Linked DNA regions of Homo sapiens: region 2 is linked to region 1. A link is a contact called in ENCODE Hi-C or POLR2A ChIA-PET data. All regions are on one chromosome and are shown on one strand. Each heading gives the region's core, a stretch centred on a gene start or an enhancer-like site at or near the end of the contact. The rest is flanking DNA. Distances are from core to core; before and after follow the strand shown.

The links. A loop is a pair of places that touch in the nucleus more often than their neighbours do. ChIA-PET counts read pairs that join two places held with the same protein, here RNA polymerase II (POLR2A). Pooled maps may share reads with other maps.
Region 2: a pooled map shows a loop between it and region 1 (4-fold over the local background). The contact joins the promoter of ATPAF1 here to the enhancer-like site in region 1. A Hi-C loop is called at or near these places in 5 of 50 pooled maps. POLR2A ChIA-PET finds 5 or more read pairs at or near these places in 6 of 52 experiments (BJ, CD4-positive, alpha-beta T cell, WTC11 and 3 more).

Annotation. Positions count from the first base shown.
Region 1 is chr1:46,579,218-46,582,353 of GRCh38, reverse strand. MKNK1 (MAPK interacting serine/threonine kinase 1) reads left to right here. Exons shown (of 13, transcript NM_001135553.4): 4 at 1,727-1,824. Among named protein-coding and RNA genes, the nearest start is that of MKNK1, 23 kb to the left of the region's middle. Within about 2 kb of position 1,618, at least 2 of the 41 ENCODE cell types and tissues checked have a DNase peak (open chromatin) inside an H3K27ac peak, as active enhancers do.
Region 2 is chr1:46,666,843-46,669,978 of GRCh38, reverse strand. It overlaps ATPAF1 (ATP synthase mitochondrial F1 complex assembly factor 1), which reads left to right and starts at 1,615. Exons shown (of 9, transcript NM_001394565.1): 1 at 1,615-1,922. The coding sequence starts at 1,657. It also overlaps a transcript of TEX38 not described here. RefSeq lists enhancers at 1,166-1,315, 3,111-3,136 and silencers at 1,828-1,998, 1,426-2,045.

The DNA of each region.
Region 1 (3,136 bases), core at 369-2,868:
ATGTCATTTAAAACACTTACGAATAACAGTGTGCCATCTGCTCTTATAAACAACTGAAAGACCAAACCGTGATGGAACCAAGAAGGTACTTTCAGCAGGGGTTTTTTGTTTGCCTTTAACTCAAACAGCAGGGGTGTGTGTCTGTGTGTGTGTGTCTGTGTGTGTCAGGGTATGGGGATGGGGGAGAGACAAAGATCCCAAGGTATTCAAATAGTTTCCTAATCAACAGCTCTTTTGCTCTTTCAGTTAACACAAGAGAGTACTTCCTATTTTTAAGGACAGCTTGTGCAATGACAGGACTTCTCCTGACTGAGAGTGATAAAATCTAATTCATGGTTGAAATGTCTTCTGCTCAGGCTGTGGGTTTCAATGCTAGGTGCCTCAAGAGGAAAAGGCTGAAGAATGGAGGCCGAGTGGGGATGAGGTCAGGCAGCTAGTGCTGTGATGGAGATGTAGCCTCCTTTGGAAGGGGCTCAAAGAGCTGTGCTCTTTGTGAGCTTGGGCAGGTCATCTAGATGTTCCTTTAACCCAGGTCTATTACTCTGTTAGAACAACTATGACTCAGTACCCTAAAAACCTCAAGGTGTCCTTTGCATCCTACTTCTATTTCCTGTGGGTGACTTCTGGAGACTTCTCAGAAGCCTCCAATGACTTCCATGTATGGGGTATAAAATAGAACAGTGTTTTATTCTCCTTTGTATAGCCAGTGCTTACACAGAACTTGGCACATAATAGGTGCTCAGTAAATGAGTAAATGAATATTCATTCAAATCATACCACTTCTCCTCTGATGATCCTCCAGATTCTCTGACCAATTTTTTTTTTTTTTTTTTTTTTTTTTTTTTGATATGGGGTCTCACTCTGTCACCAGGCTGGAGTGCAGTGGCACGATCTTGGCTCACTACAACCTCCGCCTCTCGGGTTCAAGCGATTCTCCTGCCTCAGCCCCCGAAATAGCTGGGACTTTAGGCGCGTGCCACCACACCCAGCTAATTTTTGTATTTTTAGTAGAGACGGGGTTTCCCACATTGGCCAGGATGGTCTCGATTTCTTCACCTCTTGATCTGCCCACCTCGGCCTCCCAAAGTGCCGGGACTACAGGTGTGAGCCACCATGCCCAGCCTCTCTGAACAGATTTAACCCTTTCTTCCCCCAACTTTTTTTTTTAACTGTACTTTGTCCCTCTGTGATAGTATTTACCAATGCCTGGTTTATTCTGGGGTCACCTGTGTATGTGTCTGTCTTCCCCACTGGACTGCGACCCTTAGAGGAGAGGGATCATGCGTATATATATTTTAGAGATGGGGTCTTGCTATGTTGGCCAGATTGGTTCTGAACTCCTGGCCTCAAGCAATCCTCCTGGCTTGGCCTCCCAAAGTGCTAGGATTACAGGTGTAAGCCCCTGCACCTGGCCTTTATTTTATTCCTTACTCTGTTATGCTGTCTGGCACATAGTAGATATTCAGGAAGTATGTGCCGAATTGAGACCCTTTTGCTAACCTCATCGCTAAAATGAGGAACAGGATGCCTTGTATGTGGTCTTGTTGTTGAGAAACTGGGTCCTCAGGTGGCTGGGAAAGCTACTTGTCTTCCTTGTCACTGAGTGCTAGAGTCATTGGGTGCCTGTGTCGTCTGATCAGGGAAGCTGAGCCACAAAAGTTCTTCCCATCTGAGCTTGCAGTAGGGTGACTCATCTTGTTATTCCTCTCATCCATTTCACCTCTAGATATGTACAAGCTGACCTCTGAATTGCTTGGAGAGGGAGCCTATGCCAAAGTTCAAGGTGCCGTGAGCCTACAGAATGGCAAAGAGTATGCCGTCAAAGTGAGTGTCTCAGCTGAATGCCAGGCTTTACTTTGCAAATAGTCATTCCTAGCTCATCTTGAACCAAATAAATGTTATATTCCATAAGAATGGGGACTCTGAAGCTGTATTCACTGGATTCAAATCTTGGTTTCTCTACTTACTGTGTACCTCGGGCAAGTTACTTAACTTCTCTGTCCTTCAGTTTTCTCATCTGTAAAATGGGTATAATACTAGAACCTATGTAGAATTGTTGTGAGGATTAAATAAGTTAATATAGGTAAAGTGCTTAGCACAATGCCTGGCTCATAGTAAGTTTCTCATTATTCTGACAAATGAAGTCAGCTTCAGGGAGTGGACAACCAGATTTGGAATTAGAAGGCCTACCTGAATATCTATTTTGACAAACTATAACTGTTTGACTTTGGGCAAGTCATCAAATGTCCGTAAGCCTCAGTTCCTACATCTCTAAATGATGATACCTGCCCTTCAGTCTCCTGAGGCAGTTATGAAGATGAAAATTAAAATATCCTGGGAGAGGTGGAAACACTTTACACGTCACAAAATGCTATCCAAGTGTTAGATGTTAGCATGATAGTGAGGATTAAAAACTAAGGTGACTGATTTGGTAACATCTGAATGATGTCTCAGAAAAAAAAAATTAAAAGAAGAAAACAAAACTAAAGCGACTGAGCACTCAGTTTTGGGGCAGGAGAAGTGGCTTCTGGCCTCATTGCTGCCTTTAATTAGCTGTAAGGCCTTGGAGTGGCTCATGTCACCCCTCTGTGCCTCCACTTGCCCTCTCCACATGGAAGAAGAGCTGGATCTTGAGCAGTGGTTCTCAAAATGTGTGCCCTGGACCAGCCTCAGCATCGCTTGGGAACTTGTTAGAAATAGAAGCTACCTGGCCCTACCTGAGAAGTACCAACTCAGAAACAGGGGTGGGCCCAGCAATACAAATGTTAACAAACTCTCCTGGTGACTCTGACACTCACTAATCCTTGAGGACTACTGTTGTAGGAAGGGCAGTTGTGAATGCTACTATGTGTTAGAAGCCCTTAGAGCTCTAACAAAGCACACACAGATCCAGGTTTCCAGATGTAGGATAGGGTCTGGATCTCTGTGGCTTGACCAGATTCCCCACTTGAGTCTCATAGCCACCAAAGTTTGAGGACTAACTGACCTAGAGAAAGGGTCTTTTTAAATCCAAGCTGATTTCAAATCACCCACCTGAGCCACCAGGTCAAATGCCACCTCACATTGGCAATCCCAGCCCAGTGGGCTCCTGAAGGAAATGTTTTCTCTTCTTTGAACCAACTTTCCACAGTCCCAG
Region 2 (3,136 bases), core at 366-2,865, 88 kb before region 1:
AAAAGTAGATCATGTTACTCCACTGCTTAAAACATATAGTAACTTCCGATCTCATTCGATTTAAAATCAAAGTCCTTAACCAAGGCCTAAGCAATCTAACTAGCCCTCCCTATACCTTCTTGGTCTCATTTCTGCTGCTGTGCCCTCACTCATTCAGACTCAATAACCTCCTCATCAGGGCCTTTGCACTTGCTGTTTCCCCTACCTGGAAGGCTCTTCCCCCAGCATTCCCACATTACCTTCAGGTCTCTGCTCAAGTGTCCCCTTATCTCTATCTCTCTTGGCCTGCTGTTTTTCTGCATACCATGTAGCATCACCTAACATTATATATTTACTGTCTGTTTCACTCCACTAGAATGTAAGCTCAATGAATTAATATAAACAAGGATCTAAGAACTTCAGATAATGATAACTGCTATAAAGAGAATGCAATAGAGTGATGGGATAAAGACTATAAAGAGATGGAGGGGTTGTCATTTAGGTCCCTTGGAGGTGCTTACATGTGAACTGAGCCCTTAGATGATGAGGAGGCAGCCACATGCAGATCCACAGAGAAAACAGCAAGTGTTAGGAGTGTGAGCCAGGTATGGGCTGGCATACTTGAAGGACTTATTCATCTTCCATTACACTGTTCCTCGCACAGGGCAGGGCTCAGGGCTGATCTCCATGAGCATAGGTTGGATTGAGCAGAGTTGAAGGCTCTGCCCCTGTCCCAGGAGGGGCTTCAATCAGACAAAACCCAGACAAGAAGGACCTGATGATGAGTACTGTCCCAGAGAGCCCACTCCAGGACTGGCCCTGTTCTGTGAGCAGGTGGGACACAGAGATGTTAATGTCACTGTCCCTGACCCTAGGAGCTCACACCTGGTTCAGACGGTAAGGAAGATTGTGGCATTTGGGTTGAGAGAATGGAAGGAGAGAGGATTCCAGGGGTCAAAAAGGGCCTGAATAAGGACTCTTCAAGGAGTAATCCTGGTGTTTCTTTGGGAGAGAATAGGTCACTGTGGCTGGAGTTCAAGGAGGATGTCAGGAAGCAGAGGAAAAGGAGGCTTGGGAGGCAGCTGCCATCTTGAAAAGAGCTCAGCTGTCGGGTAGAACTTGAACAAGTCACATAATTACTCTCGGCCTCAGTTTCCTTATTTGTTAGATGAGGATAATACTGCCACACAGAGTATGAAGCCGCTCAGTGTCCTGCACATAGCAACCTCAGTAAAGAGAAGCTTGCTGCTGTGATTATAGTTGATGAAAAGACCTTCGATGCTGAAGGACGGACTACTACATCGAGTGCCTGGCACTACAGCGAGTGCCAGGGGCAAGCACCGCGAGGACATGGAGATCCGCTGGCTTTAGAGAACGGACTTGGCGCGCAGAGGCTGCTGGTCCCAGAGGGAGGAAGGGCGTTGAATTTGGGCAGCCTCCCTGGAGGAGGCGGGCCGTGGCATACACAGGGCGGCGAGAGCGCGCAGTGCCGGGGCCAGAGCGGCGCGCCCCCTCCTCCCCGCCCCGCCTCGCCGCTATCCCGCGCCCGGAACCTTGGGCGCGCGGAACCTCGGTGCCGGAGCGCGGGCGCGGCGCACTCGGAGCGGGATGGAGCGGGCGCGCGGGCCGCGGGCCGAGGCCGACGCGCCTGAGGAGGAGGAGGAGGCGGGGGCGGCCATGGCTGCTGTGGTGGTGGCGGCTGCGGGTGGCGCGGGACCGGCGGTCCTGCAGGTGGCCGGTCTCTACCGGGGCCTGTGCGCGGTGCGCAGCCGCGCCCTGGGCCTGGGGCTCGTGTCACCCGCGCAGCTGCGCGTCTTCCCAGTGCGCCCCGGCTCGGGCCGGCCCGAGGGGGGCGCCGACAGCAGCGGGGTCGGGGCCGAGGCCGAGCTCCAGGCCAACCCTTTCTACGACCGCTACCGCGACAAGATCCAGCTGCTGCGCAGGTGCGGGCCTGGGTTGGCTGGAGGCGGGCAGGAGGCGGGAGGAGGGGCGGCCCGGGCTGCTGGGCCTTAGGACAGCCCTGTGAGGTGGGCACTAGTACTGTCCCAGCTCTTCAGATGATGTAGCCAGGCTCCGCGAGGCTAGGTCACTTGCCCAAGATCACACAGCTAATTGGTGTCAGAGCTGGGAGTCTCTGCAAAGCCCTGGCTCGTTCCACGTTTGTCTGCTTTGGTTCTCCAAACGCTAAGGTGGACTCTTATGACAGCCCTGAGGCAGGCAGCTCAGAGACACCTGTCCTCATTATAGAAATGGGAAAACGCCTTCTAGAGAAGGGACTTGACTTGCTCAAGGTCACATATTAAGATAGCTGAGGCCTGGCTCAGAGCTGGAGTTCCCAGGCTGGTGGTAGCTTAGGGCCTTGACTGCAAGGAAAGGCGACTGGGGATGGGAGGAGGGCATCAAAGACTAATAGTGTCACAGTCGGATCACCCATTGAACCCTCTTAAGGAGACTGAGGATCAGCGAGAGTAAGAGACTTGCCAAAGGTCACACAGCTGTTTGGGATTTGTCTGACTCTGAGTCCAGGGTCCCTAACACCACCTCTTAGCTTCCAGAGGGAAGGATCTGGAGCTTAGAGGGGCTTAAGGTGCATATGAGGGGCTATAGGAGCATCTGAAGAGTTCAAGTGGGAAGAGCTAAAGGAGATCAGAGGTGAAAATTAAAGGGGCTTGGGAGAGAATTTAGCAGGGTAAGAAGGTAGTTGTCTTATGAAAGGAAACCAAAGACTTAGTACTGTAAATTTGAGTTCTGTCTCATCTCTACTTCCACTGCCTTAATCTACTCCATCATCGTCACCTGGGCTGTTGCCATTATCCTCTAACTAGAGTTCCCTACTTCCATTCCTGGACTACTTTACCCCAGTTCCTCTCACTGCTACTGTAGTGATCTTTCTTGCCATTTGAAACAGTTATGCAGTAAATGAATGAGTATTTTTGCTCTCCTTCCAGCAGCATTGAGATAGTCTCAAGTATTTGTCATCTTAAAAGCCTTTCTTTGATGTACATTCCCCTCCAGGCTTCTCTCGTTGATCTGTATTTGATCTGTTTTACACACAAGCATCTCTGAAGAGTTGTCTACTTGTACTTTGAATACTTTATCAGCATCCATTTATTCTTACCCACTCATGAACAAATAAATAACTGGTTTTACCGTCCTT